3 separate regions of the Homo sapiens genome follow, and regions 2 and 3 are each linked to region 1. Evidence: read pairs that join two places in POLR2A ChIA-PET (ENCODE). Cell type or tissue: B cell. All regions are shown on one strand. Links, peaks and the distances in the headings refer to the core of each region. The heading gives the core; the rest is flanking DNA.

The links. ChIA-PET counts read pairs that join two places held together with the same protein. Peaks named below come from ENCODE experiments on the same cell type or tissue, not always from the same donor. Only the 100,000 strongest peaks of a DNase experiment are listed, where the experiment ranks them.
Region 2: POLR2A ChIA-PET joins it to region 1 with 11 read pairs; 2 of 35 experiments call an interaction of 5 or more read pairs at or near these places.
Region 3: POLR2A ChIA-PET joins it to region 1 with 12 read pairs; 13 of 35 experiments call an interaction of 5 or more read pairs at or near these places.

What each region holds. Positions count from the first base shown.
Region 1 is chr19:46,888,643-46,896,143 of GRCh38, reverse strand. The region is part of intron 1 of ARHGAP35 (Rho GTPase activating protein 35); the gene reads right to left. Among named protein-coding and RNA genes, the nearest start is that of ARHGAP35, 31 kb to the right of the region's middle. RefSeq lists a silencer at 3,070-3,149. In B cell, for the core only: no CTCF peak of the experiment used is centred there; a DNase peak (open chromatin) is centred at 3,313; H3K27ac peaks cover 418 bases.
Region 2 is chr19:48,784,463-48,791,963 of GRCh38, reverse strand. No RefSeq gene overlaps it. Among named protein-coding and RNA genes, the nearest start is that of BCAT2, 23 kb to the left of the region's middle. In B cell, for the core only: a CTCF peak has its summit at 3,653 (motif pointing left); a DNase peak (open chromatin) is centred at 3,663.
Region 3 is chr19:46,950,926-46,958,426 of GRCh38, reverse strand. The region is part of intron 3 of ARHGAP35 (Rho GTPase activating protein 35); the gene reads right to left. Among named protein-coding and RNA genes, the nearest start is that of NPAS1, 65 kb to the left of the region's middle. In B cell, for the core only: no CTCF peak of the experiment used is centred there; a DNase peak (open chromatin) is centred at 2,876; H3K4me3 peaks cover 553 bases; H3K27ac peaks cover 1,011 bases.

The sequences.
Region 1 (7,501 bases), core at 880-5,879:
GTGTGAGCCACTGTGCTGGGCTTCCTTATAGCTTTTTTTTTGAGACGGGGTTTCATTCTTGTCACCGAGGATGGAGTGCAGTGGCGCGATCTTGGCTCACTGAAACCTCTGCTTCCTGGGTTTAAGCGATTCTCCTGCCTCAGCCTCCCGAGTAGCTGGGACTACAGGCATGTGCCACTAAGCCCAGCCAATTACGTATTTTTAGTAGAGATGGGGTTTCACCATGTTGGCCAGGCTGGTCTCAAACTCTTGACCTCAGGAGATCCGCCTGCCTCAGCCTCCCAAAGTGCTGGGATTACAGGCATGAGCCACCGCACCTGGCCTTCCTCACAGATTTTTAAATCCACCCGGGAAGGGTAAGTATTCTCTTCATTTCACAGACAAGGGCATTGGGACCTGGAGACTAAATTATTTGCCCAAAGTCAGAGGATTCAATATGCTCTCTCCTCAATAGGATTACTGATATCACCCAAGCCTCACAGAAGAACAGAATTTCTGCCAGAGTTAACCATAAAGACCATTTCTAATTGATGGGAAATGGTCGCCTTTCAACTTCAGTAACTTGCAATTAAGGATATCATTTTACTTGCCTGAGCATTAAATTGTGAGAAAACACCAACGTGCACTTTTCTTAATTTCCCAAACCATAGAAGGGATAAGATGCTATAAGATTTTGCCCGGCTGGGCGCGGTGGCTCACGCCTGTAATCCCAGCACTTTGGGAGGCCGAGGCGGGTGGATCACGAGGTCAGGAGATCGAAGACTATCCTGGCTAACACGGTGAAACCCCGCCTCTACTAACAATACAAAAAAATTAGCCGGGCGTGGTGGTGAGCGCCTGTAGTCCCAGCTACTCGGGAGGCTGAAGCAGGAGAATGGCGTGAACCCGGGAGGTGGAGCTTGCAGTGAGCCGAGATCGCGCCACTGGACTCCAGCCTGGGTGACAGAGCGAGACTCCGTCTCAAAAAAAAAAAAAAAAGATTTTGCCCTTAAATTTCAGCTTTTTTCCCCCTCATCCAATTGCAAAAATTCATTTCTATTTACACAGAAAGTATACCTTTAAAAAAAAGTTACCAAAAAAATATGAAGCTCACTATTCTGGAAATACTCTTTCAAGGCTTCAGGAAAAGTACCTTTCCTACCAACTAGCAGTATTCACATAAATCCTAAGGGTCTGGCCCTCCTATAAGGATGATGATAAGTTAAATACTATGGGAAGAAAATCAGTCTCAAATTTAAAGGAATTAAAATGCCTGTAGTAAAAATCAGTGAGTAGGTGAAAATCTAGAAAATCTCTCTCTATTATCTCAATCTCAAGGACCATTACAAAACGGCAGAGTAAGACATGACATAGGAGACAGCAGAAAAAGATACATGGCTTTCCTTTCACTAAAAGTATGGCCGGGCGTGGTGGCTTGCACCTGTAATCCCAGCATTTTGGGAGGCTGAGGCGGGCAGATCACCTGAGGTCAGGAGTTCTAGACCAGCCTGGTCAACATGGTGAAATCCCATCTCCAATAAAAATACAAAAATTAGCTGGGTGTGGTGGCACATACCTGTAGTCCCAGCTACTCGAGAGGCTGAGGCAGGAGAATCGCTTGAACCCAGGAGGCAGAGGTTACAGTGAGCAGAGATCGTGCCACTGCACTCCAGCCTGGGCAACAGAGCGACTCCGTCTCCAAAAAAAAAAAAAAAAAAACCAAAAAACAGGATAGAGTGTAAACCAAAGTCAATTACATCTAAAGTTTTTCAAAGGAAAAAATAAAAACTGCTCCAAGGAATGAGTCATAAAGTGATATTTATAAATCAAGAATATCTTAGAAATTTCACATCATTGATCCACTCTCAAAAACTAACCTCAAGGTAAGAATCTCACTTCATCAAGTTATTTTTTCTAAGTTCACCAGATCTAAAGAAAGCTTGACTTTGTCCATGAGCTTCCAAGTAGTGTGGAAAATAATTTTCCTTGAAATCCACAGGCAAGGGATTGCATCCTAATTGCATCATTTGCTCTTTGTTTTGAGGATACTGGAGATAATTCTAAGGACAAGGGAGAGAGTTGTGCTTAAAAATACTCAGCCTAATCACAAAATGGAACCACTTCAAGAACAACTGCACCCTGAATTTATGGTAAAAAAAAATCCCAAATCAGTAGAGAAGTTTGGTTTTTCCCTGACAAGCAGCCTTCACCAATATAAAGTTGTATTTAAGAATAATGGCAGAGACAGTTTGAAATCTTAAAAAAAAAAAAAAAAAAAGAGAAAGAACGAACGAACGAACTTATGTTAAGGCAGAAACAAAATATCCAAAATATCCATAAATAAATGGACTTCCCCCCCAATACATTTTTCACTGGTGAAGATGATATTACAAACCTACATCCCAATCTAGCTAAAGGATCACTTATTGAAAGATTTAAGTCCCCAAATCTACCTAAACCCTGGGATCATTAGTTCATACTCCTATTGGTACAATTCAATTTTAAACTTTTAAAAAACCTAAGTCAAAACCAAGGGGGGCAAAACCAAGGGGGGAGAGAAGTATTCATAATAAACAAGGTAAGTGTGTTTTATAATCTTTAAAGTGCTTTCTCATTTGATCCTCAAAACAATCCCAAGCAGAAGTTGGTGCCCATTCTTCAGATGACAGAATCACAGCATTTTAAGGCTAGAAAGGACTAACTTCCCACCCAATGCTTCCCACTAGAAAAGAAGGGGTCTTGTCTGGTGGCAACCTACTATATTCCCAGGACCTAGAGTAGTACCTGGTATACGGTAGATGCTCATCAACATCACCTCTATTATATGTTCAAAAAGTCCAACCCGAACAGTTTTTGAAGGTGTTAACTCCAGTCCAGAAGTGATATGACCTGGCCAAGACCTTATGGCTGGCTACCTGTTCCCCACACTCCTGCTTCCTAACTCAGGGCAGGCTCCTCCCCCTATTCAGGTTGTCAGTGAAACTCTAAGGGTTTCCCAAGCTCCCCCGCAGAATTCACTGGTATCTGAAAATTTTAATTTATAGCCTTCTCCCTTACACAGGTGTTTGTTTCCTTCATATGTATCACTCTTCACTTAGTTCCACAACCCTTTATTTAGCACCTACCATGTGCAAAGGACCATGACGGTGAAGGATCCGAAGATGAGAGTCAGTGCTCTCCAGGGAGTTATAAGCTGATGAGAACTCTAAAAGGCAACACCAGGAAGCTCTGATGCATGGAGAACTGGACTTACAAATGTTGGGAGAAGAGATACTCTAGGCAGAGGGACCTCATGAACATACAAAGCCTGAACACAGTGTTCAGGAAAAAGCAAGTGGTCCGGCCTGATTGCAAGGTACAGTGCAGAGACGCCCCAACTCAGAATCAACCTATGGAAAGAACTATGAGGACAAGCAGCTAACAATTATTTAGGTGGTTTCTTACTTCTTACTTCCTCCTGATACCACTTTCCTTTATACTTGTCCCACCTACTCCTGGCAGAAAAAAAAAAAAAAAAAGCAGCCAACAAAAACTTCTGAATATTCTCCCTGTATCTTCATTACATACTTCGTACTTTAGAAAATTGCTCTCAGTAATATCTTATTATAATGGACAATTTCAGGATCAAAGGTACCAACTGTGGCTCCATACCCACCCAACAGGTCCATTAACCAATTTTTTTTTTTTTTTTTTTTTGAGACAGGGTTTCACTGTTACCCAGGCTGGAGTACAGTGGCGTGATCATGGCTCACTACAGCCTAGACTTCCCTCCAGTGATCCTCCCACCTCAACCTCCCAAGTAGCTAGGACTACAGGTGTGTGCCAGCACACCTGGCTTTTTTTTTTTCTTTTTTTTTTTTTTGAGACAAAGTCTCGCTCTGTCGCCCAGGCTAGGTGCAGTGGTGCGATCTCGGCTCACTGCAACCTTTGCCTCCCGGGTTCAAGTGATTCTCCTACCTCAGTCTCCCAAGTAGCTTGGATTACAACAGGCATGCCACCAGGCCTGGCTAATTTTTCTTTTTTTTTTTTTTTTTTTTTTTTAGTAGAGACAGGGTTTCACTACGTTGGCCAGGCTGGTCTCGAACTCCTGACCTCAGTGATCTGCCTGCCTCGGCCTTCCAAAGTGCTGGGATTACGGTTGTGAGTCACTGTGCCCGGCCAACACCTGGCTAATTTTTGTATTTTCGGTAAAGACAGGATTTCATCACGTTGCCCAGGCTGGTCTCGAACTCCTGAACTCAAGCAATCTGCCTGCCTCGGCTTCCCAAAGTGGTGGGATTAAGGCGTGAGCCATCGCGCCTGGCCAGTTAACCAATTCTTAATCTTTTGGCAGTTAAGAATCCCTTTGACAATCTGATAAAAACTTGAACACTTTCTCCCAGAAAATAGAATGGACTTACACAAAAAATTCAGGAACCCTGGATTAAGAACCTTTGCCCTGGCCGGGCACAGTGGCTCATGCCTGTAATCCCAGCACTTTGGGAGGCTCAGGCGGGCAGATCACGATGTCAAGAGATTGAGACCATCCTGGCCAACATGGTGAAACTCCGTCTCTACTGAAAATACAAAAATTAGCTGGGCATGGTGGTGCTAGCCTGTAGTCCCAGCTACTTGGGAGGCTGAGGAAGGAGAATCGCTTGAACCCGGGAGGCGGAGGTTGCAGTGAGCCGAGATTGCACCACTGCACTCCAGCCTGGTTACAGAGCGAGACTCCATCTAAAAAAAAAAAACAAAAAAAAAAAACTTGCCCTAGCAAAAAGCCTAAGAAAAGTGGCCAAAAATGAGAGATTGAGCCACTGTTTCTAACTAGGAATTCCAAACTCCCCCATTCACATAAGTAGAATACTCCTTCTTCTGCACAACATAATAATTATCCTTAATGAATCAATAAAGTGAGGGAATTCCTCCATGGTTTATAATCCTCACCTGCTAGTAACAATACAACTTCCATTTATTGGGCTCTACTATGTGGCAGAAGTCCTGGAGGGCGGGTGATAGTTATATCCCCATTTTGTACATCAGAAAACCAAGGCTCAGAGGTATCAACTGACCTGGCCAAGGCTACCCAGATGGAAAGTGGCAGAGCTGGGTTTGGAACTCTGGTATTTTGATTTCCAAAGCCCAACTATCCTACCTCCCACCAGAGGGAAGCTTATTACCATACTGACTACTGGGAGACAGCAAAGAATATTGCCAAAGAGCCACAACCCAATCATTTCCATCTGCTCTTCTAGTAAGTAAACAGTCCAGTCCAAGGGTCCAGTCCAGTATTACACACCCTCTGGGCATCCAATAAATACCTCCTGAGTGACTAAGGGCAAACAGAACCGTATACTGTTGTCGACAGAAAAGTAGAGAAATAGAGTCAATAGTTTTTAAGTGAGTTCCATTTGAATACATGTGTCACAGCTACAGCCTCAGTCACTGTCGTGTTTCCAACTGTACCTCTCCAGTTTGGCAAAGGCCCCAAACACCTAATCTGTTACACCCTCTCATGCAAAGGTTTGCAACCCATCAATGAGCTAATGAGATGAATCAACAGTGAAATTTCAATGAAACATAGTCTAGATAACCTCTCCTGTGTTCCTGTTCTACCCTGTATATCCTCTATGACTTTGGCCATGACACTATATAATAGCTGTTCCCAGGAGACTAACAGCTACCATTTCTGAGCACTTACATGTGTATCACTAAAAGCCTCTAAGGGCCAGGATCTGGTCATTTCATCTCTCTATGACCACTGCCCAGCATGGGCCTCAGCATATAAATACATGACAAATGAATGAATACTTGCACCTAGAAATACAGTAATCATTATTTCAAATAGAAAGACATTTTTACTAAACAATGACAGAAAAGATGAAGATTTAAGAGCCATAATACCCAAGCTTCCAAAAAAGAAAGCTTACATACTCCTCCTTAGATGTTCAACAATAGAGTTCTTTGCATCAAGGACCCCTCCAAATAAGTATCAGGGAAAAATAAAAGGCAGGTCTCAATCTAGAACAGTAAAGTAAAACGGAGACAAAATGAGGCCATGGGGCTCAGTGTTACTCTAAGCCAGTGGTTGTAGTCTTTTTTGGGTCATGGATTCCTTTGAGAATTTGATGAAATCTACAAATTCTCTCTCTGCAGAAAATATACAGACCCCAAAATTCAGCATATACTCATTCTGAAAGCATCATAGACACCCCTGACCCAACCCCTTAAGGGTCTACAGAACCTCAAGTTCCTATAACCTTTGCTTAGAATCTGCACGTCTAGCCATGTCTCACTAGAGGCAACCCAAAACACTAACCATTTAGTTTTTCAGCGGTCACACTGTTAAAGAAAGCTGAAGCAATGGCTTTAGTACTTGTAATGTTTCACCACCCACCACAATGGCCTCTACTCTTTTTTTTTTTTTTTTTTTTTGAGACGGAGTCTCGCTCTGTCGCCCAGGCTGGAGTGCAGTGGCGGGATCTCGGCTCACTGCAAGCTCCGAATGGCCTCTACTCTTGTTTCCTGATTCATGTGGTTGAGCCACAGTAACACACTGTGGGGTGAGGATATTCTATTTTCCCCTACTAGAAAGTAAGAAATTCAAAAGCAGGAGCCATGTCTGATAGTGCTATGTATACCACCTAAGGCGGTGCACATTTTATATAATTAATCGCTGTTGATTGGTTTACTAAAGAACGGTTCTTTGTCTTTGTTTTTGTTTTTTTGAGATGGAGTTTCACTCGTCACCCAGGCTGGAGTGCAGTGGTGCGATCTTAGCTCACTGCAACCTCCACCTCCCAGGTTCAAGGGATTCTCCTGCCTCAGCCTCCTGAGTAGCTGGGACTACAGGCACACGCCACCACACCAACTTTTGTATTTTTAGTAGAGACAGGGTTTCACCATGTCGGCCAGGATGGTCTTGATCTACTGACCTCGTGAACTGCCCACCTCAGCCTCCCAAAGTGCTGGGATTACAGGTGTGAGCCACAGCGCCTGGCCATGCCTGGCTAATTTTTTGTATTTTTAGTAGAGACAGGGGTTTCATCATGTTGGCCAGGCTGGTCTCGAACTCCTGACCTTGGGTGATCCACCTGCCTCGGCCTCCCAAAGTGCAGGGGTTACAGGTGTGAGCCACCATGCCCAGTCCAAGAACAGGGTTTTTTGTTTTGCTTTGTTTTGTTTTGAGACGGAGTCTCGCTCTGCCACCCAGGCTGGAGTGCAGTGGCGTGATCTTGGCTCACTGCAACCTCCACCCCAGTGATTCTCCTGCCTCAGCCTCCTGAGTAGCTGGTACTACAGGCACGTGCCACCACCCCTGCCTAATTTTTTTTTTTTTTTTTTTTTTGTATTTTTAGTAGAGACAGAGTTTCACCGTGTTAGCCAGGATGGTCTCGATCTCCTGGCCTAGTGATCTGCCCGCCTCAGCCTCCCAAAGTGCTGGGATTACAGGCATAAGCCACCACACCCGGCCAAAGAACAGGTTTTAAACAACCTACACATTATCTTTTATGGTAAAATGAGCTGTAAATTCACATAGTAC
Region 2 (7,501 bases), core at 1,369-6,368, 1.9 Mb before region 1:
GTAATCCCAGCTACTCGGGAGTCTAAGACAGGAGAATTGTTTGAATCCGGGAGGCAGAGGTTGCAGTGAGCCGAGATCACGCCATTGCACTCCAGCCTGGGCAACAAGAGCAAAACTCCATCTCTAAATAAATACATAAATGAAATAAAAATACAGAAAATCGCCAGGCATCATGGCGCATGCCTGTAATCCCAGCTACTTGGAAGGCTGAGGCAGGAGAACCACTTGAACCCAGGAGGCAGAGGTTGTAATGAGATGAGATCGTGCCACTGCACTCCAGCCAGTGTGACAGAGCAAGACTCTATCTCAAAAAGAAAATAAAAATAATAAAATTAAAAAAGAATTCACAAGCGTCACCCCTACATATATATATACACACATGTATATCTATAGGCTGGAGTACAGTGACGCATTCAGTGTACTGCAGTAATCACTGCAGCCTCGACCTCCCAGACTCAAACAATTCTCTCACCTCAGCCTCCCAAGCAGCTGGAATCACAGGCATGTGCCACTATGCCTGCCTAATTTTTTATTTTTATTTTTGTAGAGACAAGGTCTCAATATAATGCCCAGGCTGGTCTCAAACTCCTACGCTCAAGTGATCCGCCCATCTTATCCTCCCAAAGTGCTGGGATTACAGTCATGAGCCACTGCACTGAGCCTAATTTTATTATTTTTTATTTTTTGTAGAGACAAGGTCCCACTAGGCTGATCTCAAACGATCCTTCCACCTTGGTCTCCCAGTGTTGAGGTTACAGGCACGAGCCACCACCCCCAGCCTAAGAGACTATCATCAATGATTTTTTTTTCTTTTTTCTTTTCTAGAGCAGGTACAATGTAATCAATTATTATTATTATTATTAAGACCGAGTCTTGCTCTGTCACCAAGCTGGAGTGCAGAGGCATGATCTTGGCTCACTGCAACCTCTGCCTCCTGGGTTCAAGCAATTGTCCTGTCTCAGCCTCCCGAGTAGCTAGGACTACAGTTGTGTGTCATCACACTCAGCTAATTTTTTTTTTTTTGTTATTTTAGTAGAGAAGGGGTTTTACCATGTTGGCCAGGATGGTCTCTATCGCTTGACCTCACGATCCACCTGCCTCGGCCTCCCAAAGTGCTGGGATTATAGGCGTGAGCCACCGTGCCTGGCCATCAATTTATTATGATGATGATGATGATTTTTGAGATGGAGTCTCAGTCTGTCACCCAGGCCAGAGTGCAGTGGCGCAATCTTAGCTCACTGCAATCTCTGCCTCCTGGGTTCAAGCGATTCTTTTGCCTCAGCCTCTCGAGTAGCTGGGATTACAGGTGCCCGCCACCAAGCCCGGCTAATTTCTTTTTTTTTTTTTTTTTGAGATGCAGTCTCACTCTGTCACCCAGGCTGCAGTGCAGTGGCGCCATCTCGGCTCACTGCAAGCTCCGCCTCCAGGGTTCACGCCATTCTTCCTGCCTCAGCCTCCCGAGTACCTGGGACTACAGGCGCCCGCCACCACGCCCAGCTAAATTTTTTGTATTCTTAGTAGAGACGGGGTTTCACCGTGTTAGCCAGGATGGTCTCGATCTCCTGACCTTGTGATCCACCCGCCTCGGCCTCCCGACGTGCTGGGATTACAGGCGTGAGTCACCGCGCCCGGCCTTTTTTTTGGTATTTTTAGTAGAGATGGGGTTTCACCATGTTGGCCAGGCTGGTCTGGAACTCCTGACCTCAGGTGATCCGCCCGCCTCAGCCTCCCAACGTGCTGGGATTACAGGCGTGAGCCACCGTGCTCAGCCTCAGTGATTTTTGAGAATGTGAAGGGGTCTTGGGACCAAAGGGTTCAAGAACTGCTATCCATGAGCAGTGCTGGGCACACAGTGAGTAGGTGTGAGTGTTGGCGCTGCAGCTCACTTTGGAAAATAACTTTGTGTTGGTGCCTCATGCCTGTAATCCCAGCATTCTGGGAGGCCAAGGCAGGAGGATTACTTGAGCCCAGGAGTTCGAGACCACCCTGGGCAACATAGTGAGACCCCCCCTCCTCTACAAAAAATAAAAAAATTAGCTGCATGTGGTGGCGTGTGCCTATGGTCCCAGCTATTCGGTAGGCTGAGATAGGAGGATGGGTTTAGGCCAAGAATTCCAGGTTGCAGTGAGCTGTGTTCATGCCGCTGCACTCCAGCCTGGGTAACAGAGCAAGACCCTGTCTCAAAAAAAAAAAAAAAAAAGAAAGAAAGAAAGAAAGAAAAAGAAAAAAAAGAGTCCAATTCTGTGAGAAAATGAATATCTGCAAAGAATAATTTTTTTTTTTTTTTTGAGATGGAGTCTCGCTCTGTCACCCAGGCTGCAGTGCAGTGGCGCCATCTCGGTTCACTGCAAGCTCCGCCTCCCGGGTTCACGCCGTTCTCCTGCCTCAGCCTCCCCAGTAGCTGGGACTATAGGCGCCCGCCACGACGCCTGCCTAATTTTTTGTATTTTTAGTAGAGACGGGGTTTCACCATGTTAGCCAGGATGGTCTCGATCTCCTGACCTTGTGATCCTCCAGCCTCGGCCTCTTAAAGTGCTGGGATTACAGGTGTGAGCCACCAGGCCCAGCCAGATTAAATCTTTAATTATAATTTAATTATATAAGACTTAGGGTACTATAGGCCTTCATGGCTTTAGAAAACATTTTTCAAAATATTTAAAGACATTTTCATGCTTAAGGATGTCTTCATTTTAAAATAACAAACAGGACTAGGCGCCGTGGCTCACGCCAGTAATCCCAGCATTTTGGGAGGCCGAGGTGGGTGGATCACCTGAGGCCAGGAGTTTGAGACCAGCCTGGTGAACATGGCGAGACCCCTGTCTCTACTAAAAATAGAAAAATTAGCCGGGTGTGGTGGCGGGCACCTGTAATCTCAGCTACTCTGGAGGCTGAGGCAGGAGAATCACTTGAACCTGGGAGGTGGAGGCTGCAGTGAGCTGAGATCACAACGCTGCACTCCAGCCTAGGCAACAGAACAATACTCTGTCTCAAGAAAAATAAATAAGTGTGTGTGTGTGTGTGTGTGTGCGCCCAAGATTAGGACACAAAGAATCACACAGGCATAATGGGGCCTAAAAACTGTTTTTTTTTTTTAACTGTTTTTTTTTTTTTTTTTTTTTGAGATGGAGTCTCGCTCTGCCGCCCAGGCTAGAGTGCAATGGCGTGATCTCGGCTCACTGCAACCTCCGCCTCCCAGGTTCAAGCAATTCTCCTGCTTCAGACTCCCGAGTAGCTGGGACTACAGGTGTGAGCCACCACACCGGGCTAATTTTTGTATTTTTAGTAGAGACGGGGTTTCACCATGTTGGCCAGGCTGATCTTGAAGTCCTGATCTCAGGTCATCCTCCTGCCTCAGCCTCCTAAAATGCTGGGATTAAGCCATGAGCCACTGCGCCCGGCCGTTAAACTGTTTTATAAGCTCTGTGTGTGTGTGTGTGTGTGTGTGTGTGTGTGTGTGTGTGTGTGTGCTTAAGACAGTCTTTCTCTGTCACTTAAAAAAAAACCTGGTAAATAGCGGGCCCTACCTTTCCTACTGAAAAATAAATAAATAAATAAAATAATAAATCCAGGTAAATACATCTCAGCTGTAATAACCCAGCCACAGCGTGCTGTGTGTCAGGCCACGCTGTGGTGTGCCTGCAGCACCATCTGGTGGTCAGTGTTGAGTATAAAGTCAAAGGCCAAAAGAGGAGAAGGCCGGGCGCAGTGGCTCACACCTGTGATCCCAGCACTTTCCGAGGCCGAGGCGGGAAGATCACTTGAGGTCTGGAGTTTGAGACCAGCCTGGCCAACATAGTGAAGCCAGCCTGGCAGGAGAATCCCTTGAACCCGGGAGGCAGAGTTTGCAATGAGCTAAGATTGAGCCACTGCACTCCAGCCTGGGTGACAGAGTGACACTGTGTCTCAAAATAAATAAATAAGTAAACTAAAAATAAAAAATGGAAAACTAAGGAAAGAGGCAATTTACAGAGTGAGTCTCCAAATACAATTTCATCAGTTAGCAATGTGTAAAAATTAAAGTAGAGCTTCCTCTTCAAAGAGACTTTCCTCCTCGTCTACTTAGGAATAAATAGTAACTTCTCTTAGACGCAAAATGTATTCAAAGACCTGTGCTAACATTCTTAAATATCTGCTAGCCGTAATAAAGAAATCAGTGTACTTTATGTTTTTAGCTCCCACAATTTACCCTAAATATTTGCCCTGGCATGCTTATACTGGTCCAAGCAAGCATTAGGTCACAGCCTGTTCCTCTTCCTTATTTGAAGGTGTTTTTACCTTTCTCAGCATTCCACAAGTCACTTCCCCCTTCCTTTGTTCTCCTCTGCCTTTGCCTCTTTTAAAAAGTTCCAAGTTGCTAGCCAGTTGGGACAAATACAGAATGTGAGGTCCCGTTCCAGCCAATGGAAACCCGACACGGCAGTAGAGTGGATGCGTCAGGTTATAAATGACCCTGTCTCCTTTGTTCGTTGTACTCTTGTGGCAAAACTGCTGGCGAGTGTACCTTTTCTGCAGAAAGTAAAAATGGCCTTGCTGGCCGGGCTCAGTGGCTCATGCCTGTAATCCCAGCACTTTGGGAGGTCAAGGCGGGCGGATCACCTGAGGTCAGGAGTTTGAGACCAGCCTGACCAACATGGAGAAACCCCGTCTCTACTAAAAATACAATATTAGCCGGGCGTGGTGGTGCATGCCTGTAATCCCAGCTACTCGGGAGGCTGAGACAGGAGAATTGCTTGAACCTCGGAAGCCGAGGGTGCAGTGAGCTGAGATTGTGCCATTGCACTCCAGCCTGGGCAACAAGATCGAAACTCCATCTCAAAAAATAAAAATAAAAATAAAAATGGCCTTGCTGAGGAAATTAATGTTCAAGTGCTATGTCTTTTTTTTTTTTTTTTGAGGCGGAGTCTCACTCCGTTGCCCAGGCTGGAGTGCAGTGGCACGATCTCGGCTCACTGCAAGCTCCGCCTCCCAGGTTCACGCCATTCTCCTGCCTTAGCCTCCCAAGTAGCTGGGACTACAGGCACCTGCCACCACGCCTGGCTAATTTTTTTTTGTATTTTTATTAGAGACGGGGTTTCAACGTGTTAGCCAGGATGGTCTCTATCTCCTGACCTTGTGATCCACCCGCCTCGGCCTCCCAAAGTGCTGGGATTACAGGCGTGAGCCACCGCGCCCGGCCTCAAGTGCTATTTCTTTATGGCACCAAGGAATAAGCATTTCTAACAAATGTGTGAGTGGTTAAAACCATTTTTAGGGCATTATACAAGTTTACAAACATCTCAAGGGATGAGTGTTTGGAAAGACTCCCCTGAGGTGATGTAACACTGGCTGGCTGATCATAGTGGCTCAAGTTTGTAATCCTAGCACTTTGGGAGGCCGAGGCGGGTGGATCACCTGAGGTCAGGAGTTGGAGACCAGCCTGGCCAACATGGTGAAACCCTGTCTCTACTAAAAATACAAAAATTGGCCCAGTGTGGTGGTGGGCAGTAATCCCAGGTACTCAGGAGGCTGAGGCAGGAGAATCACTTGAACCCCGGAGGCACAGGTTGCAGTGAGCCGAGATTGTGCCATTGCACTCCAGCCTGGGCGACAGAGTGAGACTCCATCTCAAAAAAAAAAAAAAAAAAAAAAATAGAAACACTGGCTTAGGCAGGGCGCGGTGGCTCACATGTGTATTCCCAGCTTTTTGGGAGACCGAGGCAGACAGATCACTTGAGGTCAGGGGTTCGAGTCCGGCCTGGCCAACATGGGGAAACCCTGCCTCCACTAAAAACACAAAAATTAGCCAGGCTTGGTGGCAGGTGTCTGTAATCCCAGCTATTTGAGAGGCTGAGGCGAGAGATTCGCTTGATCCCAGGAGGCAGAGTTTGCAGTGAGCCAAGATGACACCACTGCACTCCAGCCTGAGTTAGACTCCATCTCAAAAAAGAAGAAAACAAAACAAAACAGAAACACTGGCTTAGGCATTTATGAAAAACCCACAGCAAACATCCTACTCAATGGTGAAAGACTGACAATACACAAAAGAAAGAAAGAAATTCGTAACAGACATAAATGGAAAGACATCCCAAGTTTATAGACTGGAAGACAATAGTATTAAGATGACGATGCAGCTGGGCACGGTAGCTCATGCCTATAATCCCAGCATTTTGGGAGGCTGAGGCAGGAGGATTGCTGGAGCCCAGGAGTTTAAGATCAGCCTTGGCAACTGATATGGTTTGGCTCTGTGTCCCCACTGAAATCTCATTATGAATTATAATCTCAGCGGGTCCAGGGAGGGACATGGTGGGAGGTAACTGGATCGTGGGGGCAGTTTCCCCCATGCTGTTCTCGTAGTCATGAGTGAGTTCGCACAAGATCTGATGGTTTGAAACTGTGGTGGTTCCCTCCTCTAGCTCTTTCTCCCTCCTGCCACTATATAAGACGTGCCTTGCTTCCCCTTCCCCTTTTGCTATGATTGTAAGTCTCCTGAGGACTCCCCAGCCCTGTGGAACTGTGAGTCAATTAAACCTCTTTTCTTTATAAATTACCCAGTCTCGGGTAGTTAGTTTTAACAGCATGCACCTGGTCTCTACAACAACAACAACAAAAACTTAGCTGGGTATGGTGGCACCTGCCTGCAGTCCCAACTACTGAGAAGGCTGAGGTGGGAGGATTGCTTGAGCACGAGGTCGAGGTTGCAGTGAGCCATGGGGTCGTGCCACCACACTCCAGCCTGGGCAACACAGTAAGGGCCTGTCTCAAAAAAAAAAAAAAAAAGTGATCTAGTAACTGAATTTAATCCATATCAAAATTTGAACATCTGGCTGGGCGGGGTGGCTCACAACTGTAAATCCCAGCACTTTGGGAGGCTGAGGTGGGCGGATCACCTGAGGTCAGGAGTTCAAGACCAGCCTGGCCGACATGATGAAACCCCGTCTCTACTAAAAATACAAAAATTAGCCAGGCATGATGATGCCTGTAATTCCAGCTACTTGGGAGGCTGAGGCATGAGAATCACTTGAACCCGGGAGGTGGACGTAGCAGTGAGCTGAGATCGCACCACTGCACTCTAGCCTGGGTGACAGAGAGAGACTCCATCTCAAACAAACAAACAAAACGTGCAGAATGCTAAAGACTAAGCAAATAAGTAATAGCTACCATGTCCAGAGGCTTCCTCTAAGCCCGCTAGAAGGCACTGCCCTACAGTATTTCTCTCGTTTCCACTTGTGCAGATAAGAATACTGAAATTCAGAAGTCTCCTGCCCCTGGTTACTCCAGTAGTAAGAGGTGGGGGAACTCAGGCTCTCTCTCTTCATTGCCCACATCCTGAACCACTGCTCATGTTATATGCCCATATTTTGCATGTAAATTCAAAAGATTTAGGCGTCAGGTCCCGATCCTTTAACCCCTGGTTACCAGTCCCTGTTCTAGTCCACCCCTCAGGAGGAGGCAGCTGGAGTATCTGAGGTCAGTCACACGTGCAGTCTGCCATGCTTACATGACCAACACTTGTTTAAAATTT
Region 3 (7,501 bases), core at 766-5,765, 62 kb before region 1:
ATCTGGCACACACTAAACCATACACTTTTTTTTTTTTTTTTTGAGACGGAGTCTTGCTCTGTCGCCCAGGCTGGAGTGCAGTGGTGCGATCTCGGCTCACTGCCAAGCTCCGCCTCCTGGGTTGACGCCATTCTCCTGCCTCAGCCTCCGGAGTAGCTGGGACTACAGGCGCCCGCCACCATGCCCGGCTAATTGTTTTGTATTTTTAGTAGAGACGGGGTTTCACCGTGTAAGCCAGGATGGTCTCGATCTCCTGACCTCGTGATCCGCCCGCCTCGGCCTCCCAAAGTGCTGGGATTACAGGCTTGGGCCACCGTGCCTGGCCTTAAACCATGCACTTAAAAATGATTAAGATGGTGGCCAGGCATGATGGCTTGGGCCTGTAGTCCCAGCTACTCAAGAGGCTGAGGCAGGAGGATCGCTTAAACCCAGGTGTTTCAGGCTGCAGTGAGCTATGATCGCACCACTGCACTCCAGCTCCCTCCTCAGTGTTCTCACAGTATTTTGAACATAAGAAATCTCCCTCCTTCTATACCTATTCCCCCATTCTCATTTCCTAACTCCTAATAGCAGAGACCATGCCCTATGCATTATCTTCTGGCCTGCTGGAGAGGCTCATTAAACATCCTCATTGCACGAATGCGAGAAGCACAGATCCTGAACTAACAGTCAGGTGTGTTCTGATGCCAGCACCAATCACCTTGCCACTGTACCAAAATAGTTACTGTGCCCAATCTCACAAATTTATTCATCCTATTTAGAGGAATAAATCATCTAAGCCACACATTTAACAGTTTAGTTATTTATTTATTTTTGAGATAGGGTTTAACTCTATTGCCGGTCTGGAATGCAGTAGCGTGATCGCAGCTCACTGAAGCCTTGAGCTCCCAGGCTCAAGTGATCTTCCTACCTTAGCCTCCCAAGTAGCTGGGACTGCAGGCACATACTACCATGCCTGGCAAATTTTTTATTTTTTGTACAGGCAGGGTTTCCCTATATTGCTCAGGCTGGTCTCAAACTCCTGGGCTCTAGTGATCCTCCTGCCTCGGCCTCCAGAAGCACTGGGATGGTCACTGTGCCCAGCCCTACTTAACAGTTTAAATCACACTTTTTAAAAATGATGAAGGATGGTACCATTTGAATAGCAGTGTTAGAAAGTCTGCTTTGGCCGGGCGCAGTGGCTCACGCCTGTAATCCCAGCACTTTGGGAGGCCGAGGCGGGTGGATCACGAGGTCAGGAGTTTGAGACCATTCTGGCTAACATGGTGAAACCCCGTCTCTATTAAAAATACAAAAAATTAGTTGGGCGTGGTGGTGTGTGCCTGTAGTCCCAGCTACTCAGGAGGCTGAGACAGGAGAATGGTGTGAACCCGGGAGGCGGAGGTTGCAGTGAGCCGAGAGATGGCACCACTGTGCTCCACCCTGGGCGACAGAGCGAGACTCCGTCTCAAAAAAAAAAAAAAAAAAAAAGTCTGCTTTAAGAACAGCTAATGATAATTTGTAATTAGTAAGATGAGAGCTATACATATGCCTCAAATGTTTAGAAACCACTGGTTAAACGTAGGAAGATATATGCATACATAAAATACTGCTTATCATCATCATGCCTGTTTAACAGATGAGGAAACTGAGGCTTAGACAGGGTAAGTCACTTGCCCCAGATCACACAGCTACTGGGTAGCAGAGCTAGGCCTGGCATCCAAAGAGACTGACTCCATGTGGCTGCTCTTAATCACACTGATGTATTACAGTCTGAGCAGCCCTCAACCAAAATAGTTGGGACCAGAAGTGTTTCAGAATTTGGAATATTTGCATATAAGTAATGAGGTATCTTGAGGATGCGGTTGGGTGTGGTTGCTCACGCCTGTAATCCCAGCACTTTGGGAGGCCGAGGCAGGAGAATTGCTTGAACATGGGAGGCGGAGGTTGCAATGAGCTGAGACCGTGCCATTGCACTCCAGCCTGGGTGACAGAGTGAGACTCCCTCTCCAAAAAAAAAAAAAAAAAGATATCTTGGGGATGGGACCCAAACCTAAACACAAAATTTATTATGTTTCACATATACCTTATACACACAGCATAGAAGGTAATTTCATAAATTTTTTTTTTGAGACAGGGTCTTGCTCTATCACCCAGGTTGCAGTGCAATGGTGCAATCTCAGCTTACTGTGGCCTCTGCCTCCCAGGCTCAAGTGATTCTCTCACCTTAGCCTCCCAAGTAGCTGGGACTACAGGTGCACGCCACCACACGTGGCTAATTTTTGTATTTTTAGTAGAGATGGCGTTTCTCCATCTTGCCCATGCTGGTCTCAAACTCCTGGGCTCAAGTGATCTGCCCGCACTGGTCTCTCTAAGTGTTGAGATTACAGGCATGAGCCACTGTGCCCTGGCCTCGTGCATGAAACAAAGTTTTGACTGTGACCACATGGGGTCAGGTGGGGAATCATGTTGGTGCTGAAAAATGTTCAGATTTGGGGCATTTTGGATTTCAGATTAGGGATGCGTGACCTGCATTTACCCTGTCTTGTTATATGATGGTCATACATGGGTGTAGTATGCAGGCTCATTTTTACTTAAAAAATACTTTCAAGAGGAAAAATTTGACAATCATACAGCAATTACCATTTTTTAAAAAGGAAATCATTTTTTTCTTAAATGGTTTAAAGGGTTGCTCTGTAATCTAGCTTGTGTTATTTAAATGCTGAGTAAGTCCTTCCCTTCAAAGATCACTCTGATGATAAAGCATAAAGCTTCCTGCCACAAATACAGGAAGTATGAAATACTGCACTCCAGCCCGGGTGATGGAAAGAAACCCTGTCACAAAACAAAACAAAAAACATCGTATGAAATTACCTTCATGCTATGTGAATAAGGTATATATGAAACATAAATGAATTTTGTGAGGCTAAAATTAGGAAGGTACTGTTGGTCTGACATAGCTGCTGCCAAGAAGGCTGCTGAAAGGCTGGCTGTGTGGGGGCAATGGCGACTCCTCTCAGGCTCTGTCTGTCACGGAGAGGGTGACATGAAATAATGCTTATCAATGTTAGCTATCCTCATCATTATTGTTATTCAAACAGCTACTACCACATCCTTGCCATCTGATTATGTTCATCTCTGCCCATTTAAAAGTTTTCCAAACTAGACGAACTTATCATTAATACCTATACTTAATATAATGCCCCACTATCCCTCCCCCGCTAGGAGTTGTATCACATGGACGGGGGCGGCTTAGAATCAAGGACTGTTACATTGAGTTCTGCTCAGGCTGGGTCTTTTGCCTTCTTCTTCTTCTTCACCTCGTGTTAGTGATATTGAAACGACAATAATAAATACACAACCTACTTTTTCAAGTCAGACCCTGCCAGAACTATGCCTAAGACTATCCAAGGCTCAGAAGAATTTTGAATTTACCCAGATTCAGGGTCCTTCACTGGCTTCATGGGTTACGGAGAAGTAAGTGCTCTCCACAGATAGCCCAGCCCCAGGAAGTGAAACACCTCATTATTGATTAAGCCCAAACGGCTCCTGACAGCCGTAACAGAAGAAAAGGTTTTCTGTTGTGGCTTTTAAAACAAAAAACAGATCACAGAACAGAAACACTGATTGTAGTTTCAGTTATCAGGAGCTTTGGACTATGTACTAGAAAGGTCTTGTTTCAACCAAATTGCAGCTTACATGAAAAGATAAATTGTGTGAGTTTGTTTGTTTTTTAAAAACTGTTGGGAGGCTACGAATTTAAATAGCCAAAGGATGCCAGCCAAGAGTGAAAGAACGCAAACTGGGGTGAAATCACAAGGCCTTGCACCATCTTTGTTTGAAAAAGTGGGATTCAGTTGTCTGATACCCAGTCAGCTTACATTTCAAACAGTAAACCACCTGGGAGCCGGGCACTACACAAAGGCGTGAGCTCATCTCTTCAGACCACGGCTCTCAAGTGGCATTTGTCCACGTCTTCGTCCACCTGTCTCAGCCCTTCTGACTTTCAGTTGCCTCAATTCCCATTTCTGCTGACCCAATTGCTGTGTTCTGGTCATGTGGACACAAAGATCCCTGATGGAGGACTCTGGAGAGCCAGGTCCCATGGGGACACATGAATCAGGAAAGAAGGGGCCCCTGCCTTAAGGCTCTCAGGTGTTCTGATGCCTGAGTTGGTCACCTTGCCATCTGTCTTAGCTGCTTGGGTTGCCATAACAAAATACCACAGACTGGGTGGCTTCAACAATAGCTCTCTTTTTCTCATGGTTCTGAGGGCTGGGAAGTCCAAGATCGAGGGGCCAGCCTATTTGGTTTCTGGCAGGGCCCTCCTGCTGGCTTACATACAGACAGCTGCCTTCTCGTGTCCTCACATGGCAGAGGGAGGAGAGCAAGCTCCCTCCTGTCTCTTCTTCTAAGGAGTGACAGACAGAAACAGTATCCCTAACACAAGGGGACAGCTACTATAATCGAGGCATGTCTAGAGTGTGAAGGCTTCGGAAAGGATGGGAATGTGTTAGATGGGAGAGGAAACAACATATTAGGCAGCAGGAACAGTGTTTAACAACGACGCAGAGGCACGACACCGTGTGAAGGTGCTAAGGAGTCCAGTGTGAAGGAAGATGGGCTTGGAAAGACAGGGTTGGACGGGAAGTGACCCGTCTGCTTACTGTGCTGAATTCTTCCAGCTGGGCTCCAACCTGGGCTGCCCCCACACTGGAGTGTGCTACTCTACCCTTTCAAGTATGAAGGAGGGGTTTGGTTGAACCCATGCCGGCAATATGGGGGACTGGGTATACATCCAGAGAAAGGAATAGCAGAATGGAGAAAGATTTGCAGAAAGGCAGCTAGAACAAGAACACACAAGTCCTCAAGGGCGAGGACTGTTCTCTACAGAGCAGCCAGTTATTTTATTAAGCAAAGGCCAAGTCCTGTCCCTCCACTCCAAACCCCTCAATGGCTTCTTACCTCACTCAGAGTAAAAACCAAGCTCTTTCCCAGGAATGTCCTGGCCTCTGGACGTTTGCACTTGCTGTTCTCTCTGTCTGAAAGGTTCTTCCCCAGGAAATGGCATGGTTCTCTCCCCCATTTCCTTCAGGACCTTCTCAAAAGCCACTCTTCCCCAGCCCTCCTTATCTAAAATGTTAATGTTCACCCCGGACATTTCATACCCCACCTTTCCTGCTTCATTTTTTTCCTTCCCAAACACTAATCACTAAGGTTCTTTACATTTTACTTCTTATTATCTGTCTCCCCCCGGGTTATAATGTATGCCACACGAGGGTGAGGATTTTGTCTGTCTGGTCCAATGCTGTATCACCAGCATCTTAAACAGTGCATGGCACATAGTATAAGATGCTCAATATATACTTGCTGAATATGCGAAAAAAGGAGTGTCTTCACAGTCCTCCAGCTCTCTGGAGCCAGGCAGAGAAATAAATGCACAAAGGACCACTTAAAGAGTGATGTAGGGCCAGGCATGGTGGCTCATGCCTGTAATCCCAGCACTCTGGGATCACTCAAGGTGGGCAGATCACTCAAGGCCATGAGTTCAAGACCAGCCTGGGCAACACGGCGAATCCCCATCTCTACAAAAAATACAAAAACTGCTGGGCGTGGTGGCACACACCTGTGGTCCCAGCTACTCTGGAGGCTGAATTAGGAGGATCACCTGAGACCCAGGAGGTCGAGGCTGCACGCTGCGAGCTGAGATCGCACCACTGCACTCCAACCTGGGCAACAGAGGGAGACCCTGTCTCAAACAAAACAAAACACAACACAACAAAACAAAAACAATCCTCATAGTCCTAATAAGGTGGGCATTATTATTAGCTGCATTTTGCAGAGGAAGAACAGAGGCTCAGCAATGTGAAAGAGTTTAGCCAAGTGGCAGAGCTGGGATTTTTGTTTGTTTCGTTTTAGATAGTTTTCTTGTTAAGCACGTGGAAATACTTTGCACATTTGAGAATTACTGACTTCTTAAATGCTCTTTTGGAGAAACAGCGAATCATTCATGTAATATAAACACAATTACAGATTATTTTGCAGGAACTTTTTTAGTTATGGGGCTTACTTTTCATAAGATAAATAATAGTTCCTGCTTTCAAATCATTTTGACAATTTATTTGGAGGATCATAAATTTAAATTGAACAGCACAATTAATGTAATAAATGACACACTCATTCAGAACTTTGAGTATTCATAGTTTTAATATTCTATTCTAAAAATAATGTATTTTAAAAATGGATACATAATTATACCTATTTACAGGATACATGTGATATTTTGATACAAGGATACAATGTGTAATGATCAAATCAGGATGATTAGGATATCCATCACCTCAAATATATATCGTTTCTTTGTGTTGGCAACATTTCACATCTTGCAGTTATTTTGAAATATACAATAAATTACTGTTAACTATAGTCATCCTACTGGGCTATCAAACACTAGAACTTATTCCTTCTAACTGCATTTTTATATCCATTTAAGCATCCTCTCTTAATCCCCCATCCCCCTTCAGTTGGGATTTTAAACCAATTGTACCAATTCCAAAGTCCATGCTCTGACCCGCCCTGCTATGACATGAGGAATGCAGAAGGGAGAACAAGTCACGTGGGCTACTCTCCCTGGGGAGACACCCATACTGGGTCTTGAAGACCAGGAGCCTCTGCATGGGGGACTTGGCAAATGAAGGGGATGGCCAGCACAGGGGCCTGCCTAGAGTGGAAGATGCATCTTAGATCATTTCAATAATAACACCAACAACAGTAGCAAATTGACTACTTACAACCTGCCAGGTACTGTTATGAGGTCTCTAACATACTGAATCATCTCATGACTCAAAGTACCATCATTATCCCCATTTTATGGTCAAGGAAACTAACAATGGAGAAGTTAAATATTTGCTTGTAAGCAGCAGAGCTGGGATTTGATTCCAGACAGTTTGGCTCCAAGTTTGTCCTGTACATACTATACACTAGCAAGAAAAAAAAAGGCCATCAAAACACACATGGCACAACCATGCACATGCGCAGTCCCCAAGGGCATGCCTCAAAAGTACTCAGTTGGTTTCTCTGGGCACGTCCCACAGTTCCTTTCGGTACAGCTGCATTCTGTACTTTCCCCATCCCCGCCCCCTGTCCTGGATGTATTTGTTATGAGGCTGTCTCCCAAAGGCCTGTGATCTAATGGCAAGCATTTTCCCCTGAAGACGCTAGCATCAATTAGTGGTGAAATTTAAATCTGCCACGCAGAAAGCACTCTACTCATTTACCCAGGCAAATGAGCTGCATAGGGGGAAGGTCACAGCCTAAGTATTCTGGCAAAGGCCGTTTGATAGAGGGCTTCCATTTGCAGCTGAGGAGCTGAGGGTAACCTCTGACCTGCAAATGATGGAGACAAACTGGTCCACAGCTGCCGGGCTCCACATTCGCCCTGTAAAGGGACTGGGGTAAGAGCCTCATTTCTTGACTTGCTCTCTTTCCTCTCCTCACAAACTGCCCACAAGGCTGAACCTTT